Linked DNA regions of Homo sapiens: region 2 is linked to region 1. Evidence: read pairs that join two places in POLR2A ChIA-PET (ENCODE). Cell type or tissue: PC-3. All regions are shown on one strand.

Region 1 (8,000 bases):
CTAAAATTCTCTTTTTTGGTTGTGTCTCTGCCTGGCTTTGGTATCAGGATGATGCTGGCCTCATAAAATGAGTTAGGGAGGATTCCCTCTTTTTCTATTGATTGGAATAGTTTCAGAAGGAATGGTACCAATTCATCCTTGTACCTCTGGTAGAATTCGGCTGTGAATCCATCTGGTCCTGGACTCTTTTTGGTTGGTAAGCTATTGATTATTGCCACAATTTCAGATCCTGTTATTGGTCTATTCAGAGATTCAACTTCTTCCTGGTTTAGTCTTCAGAGAGTGTATGTGTCGAGGAATTTATCCATTTCTTCTAGATTTTCTAGTTTATTTGCGTAGAGGTGTTTGTAGTATTCTCTGATGGTAGTTTGTATTTCTGTGGGATTGGTGGTGATATCCCCTTTATCATTTTTTATTGCGTCTATTTGATTCTTCTCTCTTTTTTCTTTATTAGTCTTGCTAGCAGTCTATCAATTTTGTTGATCCTTTCAAAAAACCAGCTCCTGGATTCATTAATTTTTTGAAGGGTTTTTTGTGTCTCTATTTCCTTCAGTTCTGCTCTGATTTTAGTTATTTCTTGCCTTCTGCTAGCTTTTGAATGTGTTTGCTCTTGCTTTTCTAGTTCTTTTAATTGTGATGTTAGGGTGTCAATTTTGGATCTTTCCTGCTTTCTCTTGTGGGCATTTAGTGCCATAAATTTCCCTCCACACACTGCTTTGAATGTGTCCCAGAGATTCTGGTATGTTGTGTGTTTGCTCTCGTTGGTTTCAAAGAACATCTTTATTTCTGCCTTCATTTCGTTATGTACCCAGTAGTCATTCAGGAGCAGGTTGTTCAGTTTCCATGTAGTTGAGCGGTTTTGAGTGAGATTCTTAATCCTGAGTTCTAGTTTGATTGCACTGTGGTCTGAGAGATAGTTTGTTATAATTTCTGTTCTTTTACATTTGCTGAGGAGAGCTTTACTTCCAACTCTGTGGTCAATATTGGAATAGGTGTGGTGTGGTGCTGAAAAAAATGTATATTCTGTTGATTTGGGGTAGAGAGTTCTGTAGATGTCTATTAGGTCCACTTGGTGCAGAGCTGAGTTCAATTCCTTGTTGACTTTCTGTCTCATTGATCTGTCTAATGTTGACAGTGGGGTGTTAAAGTCTCCCATTATTAATGTGTGGGAGTCTAAGTCTTTTTGTAGGTCACTCAGGACTTGCTTTATGAATCTGGGTGCTCCTGTATTGGGTGCATATATATTTAGGATAGTTAGCTCTTCTTGTTGAATTGATCCCTTTACCATTATGTAATGGCCTTTTTTGACTCTTTTGATCTTTGTTGGTTTAAAGTCTGTTTTATCAGAGACTAGGATTGCAACCCCTGCCTTTTTTTGTTTTCCATTTGCTTGGTAGATCTTCCTCCATCCTTTTATTTTGAGCCTATGTGTGTCTCTGCATGTGAGATGGGTTTCCTGAATACAGCATACTGATGGGTCTTGACTCTTTATCCAATTTGCCAAGTCTGTGTCTTTTAATTGGAGAATTTAGTCCATTTACATTTAAAGTTAATATTGTTATGTGTGAATTTGATCCTGTCATTATGATGTTAGCTTGTTATTTTGCTCGTTAGTTGATGCAGTTTCTTCATAGTCTCGATGGTCTTTACATTTTGGCATGATTTTGCAGCAACTGGTACCGGTTGTTCCTTTCCATGTTTAGCACTTCCTTCAGGAGCTCTTTTAGGGCAGGCCTGGTGGTGACAAAGTCTCTCAACATTTGCTTGTCTGTAAAGTATTTTATTTCTCCTTCACTTATGAAGCTTAGTTTGGCTGGATATGAGATTCTGGGTTGAAAATTCTCTTCTTTAAGAATGTTGAATATTGGCACCCACTCTCTTCTGGCTTGTAGAGTTTCTGCCGAGAGATCCGCTGTTAGTCTGATGGGCTTCCCTTTGAGGGTAACCTGACCTTTCTCTCTGGCTGCCCTTAACATTTTTTCCTTCATTTCAACTTTGGTGAATCTGACAATTATGTGTCTTGGAGTTGCTCTTCTCGAGGAGTATCTTTGTGGCGTTCTCTGTATTTCCTGAATCTGAATGTTGGCCTGCCTTGCTAGATTGGGGAAGTTCTCCTGGATAATATCCTGCAGAGTGTTTTCCAACTTGGTTCCATTCTCCCCATCACTTTCAGGTACACCAATCAGACGTAGATTTGGTCTTTTCACATAGTCCCATATTTCTTGGAGGCTTTGCTCGTTTCTTTTTATTCTTTTTTCTCTAAACTTCCCTTCTCGCTTCATTTCATTCATTTCATCTTCCATTGCTGATACCCTTTCTTCCAGTTGATCGCATCGGCTCCTGAGGCTTCTGCATTCTTCACGTAGTTCTCGAGCCTTGGTTTTCAGCTCCATCAGCTCCTTTAAGCACTTCTCTGTATTGGTTATTCTAGTTATACATTCTTCTAAATTTTTTTCAAAGTTTTCAACTTCTTTGCCTTTGGTTTGAATGTCCTCCCGTAGCTCAGAGTAATTTGATCGTCTGAAGCCTTCTTCTCTCAGCTCGTCAAAGTCATTCTCCGTCCAGCTTTGTTCCGTTGCTGGTGAGGAACTGCGTTCCTTTGGAGGAGGAGAGGCGCTCTGCTTTTTAGAGTTTCCAGTTTTTCTGCTCTGTTTTTTCCCCATCTTTGTGGTTTTATCTACTTTTGGTCTTTGATGATGGTGATGTACAGATGGGTTTTTGGTGTGGATGTCCTTTCTGTTTGTTAGTTTTCCTTCTAACAGACAGGACCCTCAGCTGCAGGTCTGTTGGAGTACCTGGCCCTATGAGGTGTCAGTGTTCCCCTGCTGGGGGGTGCCTCCCAGTTAGGCTGCTCAGGGGTCAGGGGTCAGGGACCCACTTGAGGAAGCAGTCTGCCCGTTCTCAGATCTCCAGCTGTGTGCTGGGAGAACCACTGCTCTCTTCAAAGCTGTCAGACAGGGACATTTAAGTCTGCAGAGGTTACTGCTGTCTTTTTGTTTGTCTGTGCCCTGCCCCCAGAGGTGGAGCTTACAGAGGCAGGCAGGCCTCCTTGAGCTGTGGTGGGCTCCACCCAGTTCGAGCTTCCCAGCTGCTTTGTTTACCTAAGCAAGCCTGGGCAATGGCGGGCGCCCCTCCCCCAGCCTCACTGCCACCTTGCAGTTTGATCTCAGACTGCTGTGCTAGCAATCAGCGAGACTCCGTGGGCGTAGGTCCCTCCAAGCCAGGTGCAGGATATAATCTCCTGGTGCGCCGTTTTTTAAGCCCGTGGGAAAAGCGCAGTATTCGGGTGGGAGTGACCTGATTTTCCAGGTGCCGTCTGTCACCCCTTTCTTTGACTAGGAAAGGGAACTCCCTGACCCCTTGCGCTTCCTGAGTGAGGCAATGCCTTGCCCTGCTTCGGCTCGCACACGGTGCGTGCACCCACTGACCTGCGCCCACTGTCTGGCACTCCCTAGTGAGATGAACCTGGTACCTCAGATGGAAATGCAGAAATCACCCGTCTTCTGTGTCCCTCACGCTGGGAGCTGTAGACCGTACCTGTTCCTATTCGGCCATCTTGGCTTCTCCTCTTATCCCAGAAATTTCTTAAGTATTTTGTTGACCTGCATACTTCCTTGAATCAAAATGTTGAGGTTAATAGCTAACCTACTGCTTGCTGCTTCTTCTAGCACTATTATATTTTAGGAACCTAATGGCATCTAAGGATTTCACCGTGTAATAACAGTGGGAATTTATTTTTCTTGGTGTTTGGAAACTCTCAGGAATTTTTTTTTCCTTTTTCTTATTTTTCTCTCCCTCTCAATTATAGGTTGAAGCTCCATTCATACCAAAGTTTAGAGGCTCTGGAGATACCAGCAACTTTGATGACTATGAAGAAGAAGATATCCGTGTCTCTATAACAGAAAAATGTGCAAAAGAATTTGGTGAATTTTAAAGAGGAACAAGATGACATCTGAGCTCACACTCAGTGTTTGCACTCTGTTGAGAGATAAGGTAGAGCTGAGACCGTCCTTGTTGAAGCAGTTACCTAGTTCCTTCATTCCAACGACTGAGTGAGGTCTTTATTGCCATCATCCCGTGTGCGCACTCTGCATCCACCTATGTAACAAGGCACCGCTAAGCAAGCATTGTCTGTGCCATAACACAGTACTAGACCACTTTCTTACTTCTCTTTGGGTTGTCTTTCTCCTCTCCTATATCCATTTCTTCCTTTTCCAATTTCATTGGTTTTCTCTAAACAGTGCTCCATTTTATTTTGTTGGTGTTTCAGATGGGCAGTGTTATGGCTACGTGATATTTGAAGGGAAGGATAAGTGTTGCTTTCAGTAGTTATTGCCAATATTGTTGTTGGTCAATGGCTTGAAGATAAACTTTCTAATAATTATTATTTCTTTGAGTAGCTCAGACTTGGTTTTGCCAAAACTCTTGGTAATTTTTGAAGATAGACTGTCTTATCACCAAGGAAATTTATACAAATTAAGACTAACTTTCTTGGAATTCACTATTCTGGCAATAAATTTTGGTAGACTAATACAGTACAGCTAGACCCAGAAATTTGGAAGGCTGTAGATCAGAGGTTCTAGTTCCCTTTCCCTCCTTTTATATCCTCCTCTCCTTGAGTAATGAAGTGACCAGCCTGTGTAGTGTGACAAACGTGTCTCATTCAGCAGGAAAAACTAATGATATGGATCATCACCCAGATTCTCTCACTTGGTACCAGCATTTCTGTAGGTATTAGAGAAGAGTTCTAAGTTTTCTAAACCTTAACTGTTCCTTAAGGATTTTAGCCAGTATTTTAATAGAACATGATTAATGAAAGTGACAAATTTTAAATTTTCTCTAATAGTCCTCATCATAAACTTTTTAAAGGAAAATAAGCAAACTAAAAAGAACATTGGTTTAGATAAATACTTATACTTTGCAAAGTCAAAAATGGCTTGATTTTTGGAAACAATATAGAGGTATTCATATTTAAATGAGGGTTTACATTTGTTTTGTTTTGTAACCGTTAAAAAGAAGTTGTTTCCAGCTAATTATTGTGGTGTACTATATTTGTGAGCCTAGGGTAGGGGCACTGCTGCAACTTCTGCTTTCATCCCATGCCTCATCAATGAGGAAAGGGAACAAAGTGTATAAAACTGCCACAATTGTATTTTAATTTTGAGGTATGATATTTTCAGATATTTCATAATTTCTAACCTCTGTTCTCTCAGTAAACAGAATGTCTGATCGATCATGCAGATACAATGTTGGTATTTGAGAGGTTAGTTTTTTTCCTACACTTTTTTTTGCCAACTGACTTAACAACATTGCTGTCAGGTGGAAATTTCAAGCACTTTTGCACATTTAGTTCAGTGTTTGTTGAGAATCCATGGCTTAACCCACTTGTTTTGCTATTTTTTTCTTTGCTTTTAATTTTCCCCATCTGATTTTATCTCTGCGTTTCAGTGACCTACCTTAAAACAACACACGAGAAGAGTTAAACTGGGTTCATTTTAATGATCAATTTACCTGCATATAAAATTTATTTTTAATCAAGCTGATCTTAATGTATATAATCATTCTATTTGCTTTATTATCGGTGCAGGTAGGTCATTAACACCACTTCTTTTCATCTGTACCACACCCTGGTGAAACCTTTGAAGACATAAAAAAAACCTGTCTGAGATGTTCTTTCTACCAATCTATATGTCTTTCGGTTATCAAGTGTTTCTGCATGGTAATGTCATGTAAATGCTGATATTGATTTCACTGGTCCATCTATATTTAAAACGTGCAAGAAAAAAATAAAATACTCTGCTCTAGCAAGTTTTGTGTAACAAAGGCATATCGTCATGTTAATAAATTTAAAACATCATTCGTATAAAATATTTTAATTTTCTTGTATTTCATTTAGACCCAAGAACATGCTGACCAATGTGTTCTATATGTAAACTACAAATTCTATGGTAGCTTTGTTGTATATTATTGTAAAATTATTTTAATAAGTCATGGGGATGACAATTTGATTATTACAATTTAGTTTTCAGTAATCAAAAAGATTTCTATGAATTCTAAAAAATATTTTTTTCTATGAAATTACTAGTGCCCAGCTGTAGAATCTACCTTAGGTAGATGATCCCTAGACATACGTTGGTTTTGAGGGCTATTCAGCCATTCCATTTTACTCTCTATTTAAAGGCCGTGAGCAAGCTTGTCATGAGCAAATATGTCAAGGGAGTCAATTTCTGACCAATCAAGTACACTAAATTAGAATATTTTTAAAGTATGTAACATTCCCAGTTTCAGCCACAATTTAGCCAAGAATAAGATAAAAACTTGAATAAGAAGTAAGTAGCATAAATCAGTATTTAACCTAAAATTACATATTTGAAACAGAAGATATTATGTTATGCTCAGTAAATAATTAAGAGATGGCATTGTGTAAGAAGGAGCCCTAGACTGAAAGTCAAGACATCTGAATTTCAGGCTGGAAAACTATCAGTATGATCTCAGCCTCAGTTCTCTTGTCTGTAAAATGGAAGAACTGGATTAGGCAGTTTGTAAGATTCCTCCTAACTTTCACAGTCGATGACAAGATTGTCTTTTTATCTGATATTTTGAAGGGTATATTGCTTTGAAGTAAGTCTCAATAAGGCAATATATTTTAGGGCATCTTTCTTCTTATCTCTGACAGTGTTCTTAAAATTATTTGAATATCATAAGAGCCTTGGTGTCTGTCCTAATTCCTTTCTCACTCACCGATGCTGAATACCCAGTTGAATCAAACTGTCAACCTACCAAAAACGATATTGTGGCTTATGGGTATTGCTGTCTCATTCTTGGTATATTCTTGTGTTAACTGCCCATTGGCCTGAAAATACTCATTGTAAGCCTGAAAAAAAAAATCTTTCCCACTGTTTTTTCTGCTTGTTGTAAGAATCAAATGAAATAATGTATGTGAAAGCACCTTGTAAACTGTAACCTATCAATGTAAAATGTTAAGGTGTGTTGTTATTTCATTAATTACTTCTTTGTTTAGAATGGAATTTCCTATGCACTACTGTAGCTAGGAAATGCTGAAAACAACTGTGTTTTTTAATTAATCAATAACTGCAAAATTAAAGTACCTTCAATGGATAAGACAATTGATTGAGTCGTGAATTCTACTTGGTGCCCTCATCTCCTGATTTATTTTCCGCTGATACAAGAGATGCTTATAGATTCCTAGTTTTTATGTGTTTGGGTTGATTTCTGGGTGGTGGGAGCAGAGCACATTGGGGAGGAATATATCCGCCAGTCTACTCACACTGGATGTTTACTAAGAAACTGCTAGATTCATTTAATAGTTTCTCAAAAGTGTTTCTACTTCTTTCTCATTTCTCATATTGGTTCAGATTACTGCTAACATAATGTTCTAAATATTCATATTTAAAGGATTTGATTCTTCAAGAGCACTCATCCTTCTATTGTAACAATGAAATATTAATTTCTAATTTTTTCTTCAGGAGTGTTTTTGAGCTTCACATTACCTCTTTTCATTTTAGACAGGTTAATTAGTGTGTATTTCCATAGTTGTCTTTTACCTCAAGAAATAATCATTTCTTTAGGTAATTATTTTAATGGCTTGCCATTTTGTATGATTGTTCTTGCAAACATTTCTATTTATGCATTTTATAACATGGAGCTTACTATTTTTATACCAGTGCTCGCTTCATTTTATCATTATCAGGGCTTAATATAAATGCAGTTTTCTCATTTCCTTGTAAAACTAATTACAAAAATCTAGGTATGTCTTTACTGAAGAACTATCATCATTTGAAATCTATTTAGCTGTAAATTTTCTCTTGTGCACAAATACTGGATGTGAAGTTAAGTACTTTTCATTTAAGCTTTCCTGAAGATTTTCCATATGCTTATTTAATAGCCTTTATGCCTGTTGTTATGACCTGGATTGTGAACTGTGAACAAAATTCATACTGAAATTCTAACCACTAGTACCTCAGCATGTGATTGTTTTA
Region 2 (8,000 bases), 78 kb before region 1:
TAACATCTGAACACAGATCGCCATAACAGATATAATAATAATGAAAAAGGAAATATTGTGAAAATTATTAAAATGTGACACAGAGACATGAAGTGAGCACATGCTGTAAGAAAAATGGCACCAACAGATTTGCTTGACACAAGGTTGCCCCAACCCTCAATTTGTGAAAAGTGCAATATCTGCTGAGTGCAATAAAGCAACACACAATAAAATGAGGGGTGTGCCTGTATTAATGCATTATTATTAACTGCAGTTACCATTCTATACGATGAATCTCCAGGACTTATTCATCCTGTCTAAGTGAAATTTTGTACCCTTTAGCCAACATCTCCTAAATCTTCCTTCCCTGAACCCTCCCATCCTTCAGCCCCTGACAACCAGCATTCTATTCTCTACTTCTGCGATTTTGATGTTTTTAGGTTCCACATGTGTGACATTATGCAATATTTGTGTTTCTGTGTCTGCCTTATTTCACTTAATATAATGTCTTCCAGGTTCATTCACTCTATCACAAATGAAAGAATTTCCTTCTTTCTTAAGGTTGATAGTGTATTCCAGTGTGTAGAATACCATACGTCGATGCCATATCTTGTGAATAATGCTGTAATGAACATGGGAGTACAGATATCTAGATATCTCTTAGACATACTGATTTCTTTCTTTTGATACATACTTAGAAGCTGGATCATATGATAGTTCATTTTTAATTTTTTGAGGATCCTTCATATCATTTTCCATAATGGCTGTACTAATGTATATTCTCACCAACAGTGTGCAAGGGTTCTGTTTTCTCCAGGTCTTAACCAGTGCTTGTTATCTTTTGTCTTTTTTATAATAGCCATTCTAACAGATGTGAGGTAGTAGCTCATTGTGATTTTAATTTTCATTACCCTCATGAGTAGTGATGTTGAGCATTTTTCATATACCCATTGACCATTTTTATGTCTGCTTTTGAGAAATGCCTATTCAAGTCACCTGCCCATTTTTTAAATTGGGTATTTGTTTTCTTGCTATTGAGTTGTTTGAGTTCCTTATATATTTTCAATATGAACTCCTTATTAGATATGTGGTTTGCAAGTATTTTCTCTCATTCTGTAGGTTGTCTCTTCACTCTGTCGACTGTTTTCTTTTTGCACAAAAGCTTTTAGTTTGATGCAATGAACAAACCAATAAGGAATATGAAGACTCTTAATCAGTAATCAAAAAAACCCCAAACAAAATAAAACCTAGTAGTATTTCATGGCTTCACTGGTGAATTTCTATCATTTAACAAAGAATTAATGCCAGTCCTTCTCAAACTCTCCCAAAATAACTGAAGAAGGGGAAATACTTCCAAGCTCATTTACCAGGGCAGCATTGCTCTGATACCAAAGCCAGACAAGGATACTGCAAAAGAAAATTATAGGCCAATATCCCTGATGAACATAGATGCAAAAATTCTCAACAAAATACTAGCAAATTAAATTCAACAGCACATTAAAGGATGATACACCACAATCGAGGATGGTTCAACATACACAAATCAACATATGTGATACACTATTAACAGAATGAAGGGTAAAAGTTATATATAATCATCTCAGTAGATGCAGAGAAAGCATTTGAGAAACTTTAACATTCTTTTATGATGGAAACTTTTTAGTTATGGAAGTGCTGTACTTCAACATAATAAAGGCTACATAGGATAAGCCCTCAGCTAACATCTTAATAGCGGTGAAAAGATGAAAGCTTTTCCTGTAAGATCATGAACAAGGGAAAGGATGCCCACTGTTAAAACTTCTACTCAATATGATACTGGAAGTCCTATCCAGAGCATTTAGGCAATAAATAAATAAATAAATAGCATCTAAATTGGAAAGGAAGAAGTAAAATCTTTTACATGTGCAAATGATATTATCTTGTATATTAAAGACCCTGAAGACTCTACCAAAAAAACTGTTAAAACTAACAAATTCAATAAAGATGCAGCATAAAAAATTAAAATGCATAAATCAATAGTGTTTCTGCATACTAACAATGAACTATGGAAAAAAGAAATCAAGAAAGCACTTCTTTTTACAATATCACAAAAAATGCATAGGAATAACTTTAACCAAAGCAGTGAAAGATTTGTACACTGGAAACTGTAAGGCATTTATGAAAAAGTGAAGAAAACACAGTGAATGGAGATATCTAATGTTTATGGATCTGAAGAATAAATGTTGTTAAAATGCTTCTAGTATCCAAAGCGATCTACAGATTAAATGCCATCTCTTCCAAAGTTTCAATGACAGGTTTCGCAAAAATAGGAAAAACAATCCTAAAACTTGTATAGAAACACAAAAGACCCTAATATCCTAAGCAATCTTGAACGAAAACTTTTTCCACTGTTAAAAATTGGTCAGTGAGTAATAGCAGATGATCTGAGAGACAAAGAACTTTGAAAATAAGATGTCATTCAGAAAGAAGTAATAAGTTGAACAGGAAGAATGATATGTGTCTGAGAGATTGAATATTACTTTCATGTCCTGAAACCATGGTTGCTTTCAGCTTTGGTGTTTCATTATTGTTATTTAACAAGTATGGCTCACTTGAGAGACAAATAAGTTGTCATCTTTTAAATATTCAGTTTAATCACCGGCACACTTATCTATTCAAATTAGCAAGAATTCCAAGGAGGTCTTTTCTTAGAGTCTTCGTTCAGCTGCTTCAAGTATTGCTATACTCCTAGGAGTTTACTCATTCCAAGGAGACTAATTTGCTCTCCAAAAGTTAGTTGAAGAAAGAGATGGAGATTTTTATTTTTTGGAGACAGGGTCTTGCTATGTTGCCCAGGCTGGAGAGTAGTGGTGTGATCATGGCTCACTGCAGCCTTGTTCTCCTGGGCTCAAGCTATTTTCCCACCTCAGCCTCCCAAGTAGCTGGGAATATAGATGCATGCCACTGTGCCAGGCTAATTTTTTTTAAGTTTATTTTTTGTAGAGATGAGATCTTGCTGTGTTGCCCGGGCTGTTCTTGAACTCCTGGGGTCAAGCAATCTCCTGTATTGGCCTCCTAAAGTGCTGGGATCACAAGCATGAACATATAAGCTAGTGATATCACTTTTAGCCACTGTTGATTTTACCACTGCTACATTGTTTCGTGATTTAAAAGTGGCCCCAACAAATTTTATGTACCTTGTCTTGTTGATGTGATGCCACTGATCCTTGCGGAGACCTCAGTGGTTCTTAATGACAGGATGATTCACTCTTCAGTATTATGTTCATTCAAAGGTTATGTCAAAGGATTTCATTTCCTTAATTTATACTCATATGCTTAGTCATCTTGGCTTCCTTGCCAAGTTGGATGTGTGAGAAGGTACTTTCAGCCCATCCCCACACTGTACCAAAATTAGCCTTTCTTTCTTGAAATCTAGTCCAGGGATAGAAAACCAGTGGTCTGTGAGCCAGATGCAACTTGCAGATATGTTTTGTTTAGTTCTCATGGTATTTTTAAAAATAGTTGAATTTTATATCATTATATAAAAATATAAAATACCGTGATTTTAAATCAAGAGATTCATATAAATATCTGGACTTTCATATTCTTGAACCATTGGAGAAACTGATTTCAGTGACCTCTTATTCTCTCAGGAGAAAAAATGGGTTGCACTGAATAATTGTCCTCTTTAATCAGATATACACTATCTGATTTGCTCCAGCATTCACTATTTCTGTTGCTTTACCTGCCTGGCCTCTGTAGTCACTTGGATTTAGCCTACAATGTCTCTACTTTTCAGCCTGAATCACCAACCCAGATTATCATTTCCCCTTTGATAAAGCCTCCTTAAGCATATATTCCTACTTGTAAGCCACAGACCTATCACTAAAATCTATGAAAGAGATTTTTGTAATTCTGAACCTTGAGGAGGATGGAGTCTAGGAGTTGATCCCTTTCAGAATTCCTGTTTCATTTTTTTATGCAGATCTATTTACCTTCTTTACTTTAATTATCTCTGTTTACCACAGAGTATTGAGAAGGCATGGCCCTTATGAAGCCTCAAAAGATTTTGTTAGATCATTCCCCTGAGGTAATGGATGCCTACCAGCCTTACATTTGCATAATTAAATTGTCCACTGAAATGATTCTTCCCACAGCAAAGATCTATTTCAAGCCAACTGTTTCCTCCTCGGTAGAGAAGCATTTGACAACTTTTTTTTTAATTGAGGTATGTTTTCATAACCATATAAATCACTCATTATAAGTGTATAATTCAGTATTAATTAGTAAATTTAAGGATTTGCGCAACCATCAGCACAAATCAGTTTTAGAACATTTAATCACCCACAAAGTTCATTTGTTACCCATATCCAGTCAATCCCCACTCTCACCTCAATCTCAGATAAACACTGATCTGCTTTCTGTCTCTATAGATTTTCATTTCTGGATGTTTTATATAAATTGAATTATATAATATGTTATCTTTTACTTTTGGCTTCTTTCACTAGAATAATATTTTTTAGGTTCATCCATGTTATAGAATATATTAATAATTGGTTCCGATTTATTGTTGAATTATACTATGTTGTATGGATATAATACATTTTGTTTATCCATTCTGCAGTTGATGCACATGAGAATTGGTTTGTTTTTGGCCATTTGGATAATGTTGCTATAAATATTTGAAAAGAAGTCTGTGTGGACATATGTTTTTATTTCTCTTGGGTAGATATCTAGAAGTAGAATTTCTAGGTCATATGGTAAATTTATGTTTTAAAGAAATTGCCAAATTGTTTCCCAAAGTGGTGGTACCATTTTATGTTTTCACCAGTAAGGTAAGAGGGTTCCAGTTTTTTCACATGCTCATCAATGCTTGGTATCATCAGTCTTTCTTTCTTTTTTTTTTTTCCCCTCCTGAAACAAAGTCTCACTCTGTCACCCAGGCTGGAGTGCAGTGGCGCAAGTGATTCTCCTGTCTCAGTCTTGAGTAGCTGGCATTACAGGCATGCGCCATCACTCCCGGCTAATCTTTGTGTTTTTAGTAGACATGGGGTTTTACTATGTTGGCCAGGCTGGGCTTGAGCTCCTGACCTCAAGTGATCCGCCCGCCTCAGCCTCCCAAGTGCTGAGATTACAGGCATGAGCCACTGCACCCGTCTTATCAGTCATTTTGATTATGGCCATTATGTGAGTGTGAATCCGTTGTTCACAGTTGTTTCACTTTGTATTTTCCTAATAACTTTATGATGTTGAGCATATTTTCAAGTTTTTATAACCCATTTGTGTATGTACTTTGGAGAAATGTATTTTCAAATCTTTTGCCCACTTTCAAAATTGAGTCGTTTTTCTTCTTATTATCAATTCTCAATAATTCTTTGTATATTCTGAACTAAGTTCTTTTCCAAAAATATAAATATCAAATATTTCCTTCTAGTCTGTCTTATGTTGTCATTTTTAAAAATGATGTATTTGAAGAGCAAAATTTGTAATTTTAGTGAAGTCCAATTTATCGTTTTTTCCTTTTTGGATTGTACTTTTGGTACCAGATCTTAAGAAATTTGTATCTAACGCAAGGTAATGAAGATTTTCAATCTGTACTTCCTTCTAAAAGTCTATTTTTTGAGTTAATTTTTATATATGTTGTGAAGTATGAATTGAAGTTCTTTTTTCAACATGTAGATCCATTTTTTACTGCACTACTTGTTAAAAAGAATTTCCTTTCTCTATTTAATTATCTTGGCATCTTTCTCAAAAATCAGTTGACCATAAATGAAAGGGTTCACTTCTGAATTCTCAATTCTGTCCCAGTGAACTACATGTCTGTCCTCATTCCTATACTACACTGTCTTGATTACTAAAACTTTAAGGTAAGTTTTGAAATCACATAGTGTAAGTCCTCCAACTTTGTTCTTCTTTTATCAAAATTGTTTTGTCTATTTTGGGGTCCTTTGCATTTTCATATAAATTTCTGGATCAATTTGTCAGTTTCTAAAGAAAAGCTTTATTAGATTTTCATAGAGATTATATATTGAGTTCATAGATTAACTTGTAGAGAATTGTTATTTTAACAATTTTGAGTCTTGGAATCCATGAACATGAAATGTCTCTCCATTTATTTACATATTCTTTAATTTCTTTAGCGTTCCAGTCTTGTAAAAATGATTTCTAAGTGTTTTATTTCTGTTGATATTATTGTGAATGGATAAGTCTTAATTTCACATTTGGATTGTTTGTTGCTAGTATATACAAATGTTATTGATTTTTATATTGATCTTATATCATCCTATGATGTTGCTAAACTCATTTTTTAGTTCTAGTAGTTTCTTTATAGATTCCTTATAATTTTCTACATATAGAATAATTTCATCTGCAAATAAAGACAGTTTTATTTCTTCTTTATCCTTTAATATCTATTTTCTTGCCTCATTGCACTGGCTAGATTTCCCAGTACAAAGATGCATAGAAGTGGTGAATGCCTTATGCCCTATCTTAAGGGGAAAGCGTTCCATCTTTCATCATTAAATATGACATAAGTATAGAGTTTCCCCTGCCCCACATGTCCTTTATCAGTTTGAGGAAGTTCCTTTCTAGTCCTCGTTGTTGAGAGGTTTTCTCATGGCTGTTGGATTTTGTGGAGTGCTTCTTCTGCATATATTGAGATGATTATTTGGTTTTATACTTTATTAATATAACATAGTTCGTTAATTGATTTTCAATGTTGAACCAACCTTACCTTTCATGGAATAAATCCCACATGGTCATTGTGTATGATCCTCTGTATATACTGCTAGATTAAGTTTGCTGGCATTTTGATAAAAGGTTTTTGCATCAATGTTTGCAATGGATATTGGTCTGTGGTTTTCGTTTGATCTTTGCCTAACTTTGGTATTAGGCCTCTTAGAATGAGTTGGGAAGTGTTCCTGCCACTTCTGAATTCTGAAAGAGTTTGTGTAGGGTTGGTATTATCTTTGAATGTTTCATATAATTAACCAGTGAAGCCATCTCGACTTGAGCTTTTCTTTGTGGGAAAAATTTTAATTACTAATTCAATATTTGTGTTACAGGTTTATTTACATTTTCTATTTCTTTTTTAGTTAGTGTTGGTAATTTGTGCCTAAGAGTTTTTCCATTTCATCTGTTGTCTTATATGATTGGGATAAGGTTGTTTATAGTATTCCTTTATAATCCTTTTAATTTATCTAGCATCAGTGGTGATATCATAGTTTCATTACTGATTTCTGTAATTAATATCTTCTGTTTTCTTTTTGTTCATTTTGTTTTGATATTTGGTCAGTCTAGTGAAAGTTTTATCATAAGACTTTTGGTTTAATTCATTTTTCTCTACTGCTTTTCTATATATTTTACTGAATATATTATATATAATATAATACTATAATATATAATAATATATACAAAGCTTAAGTTACTGATTTGGAACTTTTCTATTTTACTCTAAATGGTTAAAGCTATGAATTTTTTTTCTAAACCTGCTTTATCTACCTCCAATAAATGTAGATATGCTGTAGTTTATTTTCATTTACCTCAAAATATTTTCTAATTTCCCTTGGAATTTGTTTGTGATTTAATATCTAAATATTTAGAGATTTCTAAAATTTCTTTCTGTTTTTATTTATAACTTAATTCTGCTGTGATTATAGAATATATTTTGAAAGCTTTGGCAAACCCTTCAAATTAATTGAGACATTATATTTTCTAGCATTTGCTTAATATGTAGAATATCCATGTGTGCTTGATAAGAATGTGTATTCTGCTGATGTTAAATTCTGTATTTTATAAATGTCAAGATTTTTTTGATGGTGTTATTTAAGTTGTTTGTCTCTTTTCCAATTTCCTGTCTAGTTTTTCCATCAATTATTGAGAGAGAAGTATGGAAATTTCCAACTATTAGTATTAAATATTTTTCTCCTTTCAATTCTGTCCGTTTTTATTTTAGTACTGTGGGGGCTCTTCTGTTCAATGCATATGCATTTCTAATTGTCACATTTTTCAGATGTATTGGCCTTTTATAATTATGAATGTCC

What was found. ChIA-PET counts read pairs that join two places held together with the same protein. Peaks named below come from ENCODE experiments on the same cell type or tissue, not always from the same donor. Only the 100,000 strongest peaks of a DNase experiment are listed, where the experiment ranks them.
Region 2: POLR2A ChIA-PET joins it to region 1 with 9 read pairs; 2 of 35 experiments call an interaction of 5 or more read pairs at or near these places.

The regions. Positions count from the first base shown.
Region 1 is chr1:84,231,372-84,239,371 of GRCh38, forward strand. PRKACB (protein kinase cAMP-activated catalytic subunit beta) reads left to right here. Exons shown (of 10, transcript NM_182948.4): 10 at 3,809-7,127. The coding sequence ends at 3,934. Among named protein-coding and RNA genes, the nearest start is that of SAMD13, 66 kb to the right of the region's middle. In PC-3, no CTCF peak of the experiment used is centred here; no DNase peak of the experiment used is centred here.
Region 2 is chr1:84,153,220-84,161,219 of GRCh38, forward strand. The region is part of intron 1 of PRKACB (protein kinase cAMP-activated catalytic subunit beta); the gene reads left to right. Among named protein-coding and RNA genes, the nearest start is that of PRKACB, 13 kb to the left of the region's middle. RefSeq lists an enhancer at 2,285-3,484. In PC-3, no CTCF peak of the experiment used is centred here; a DNase peak (open chromatin) is centred at 3,232; H3K27ac peaks cover 1,814 bases.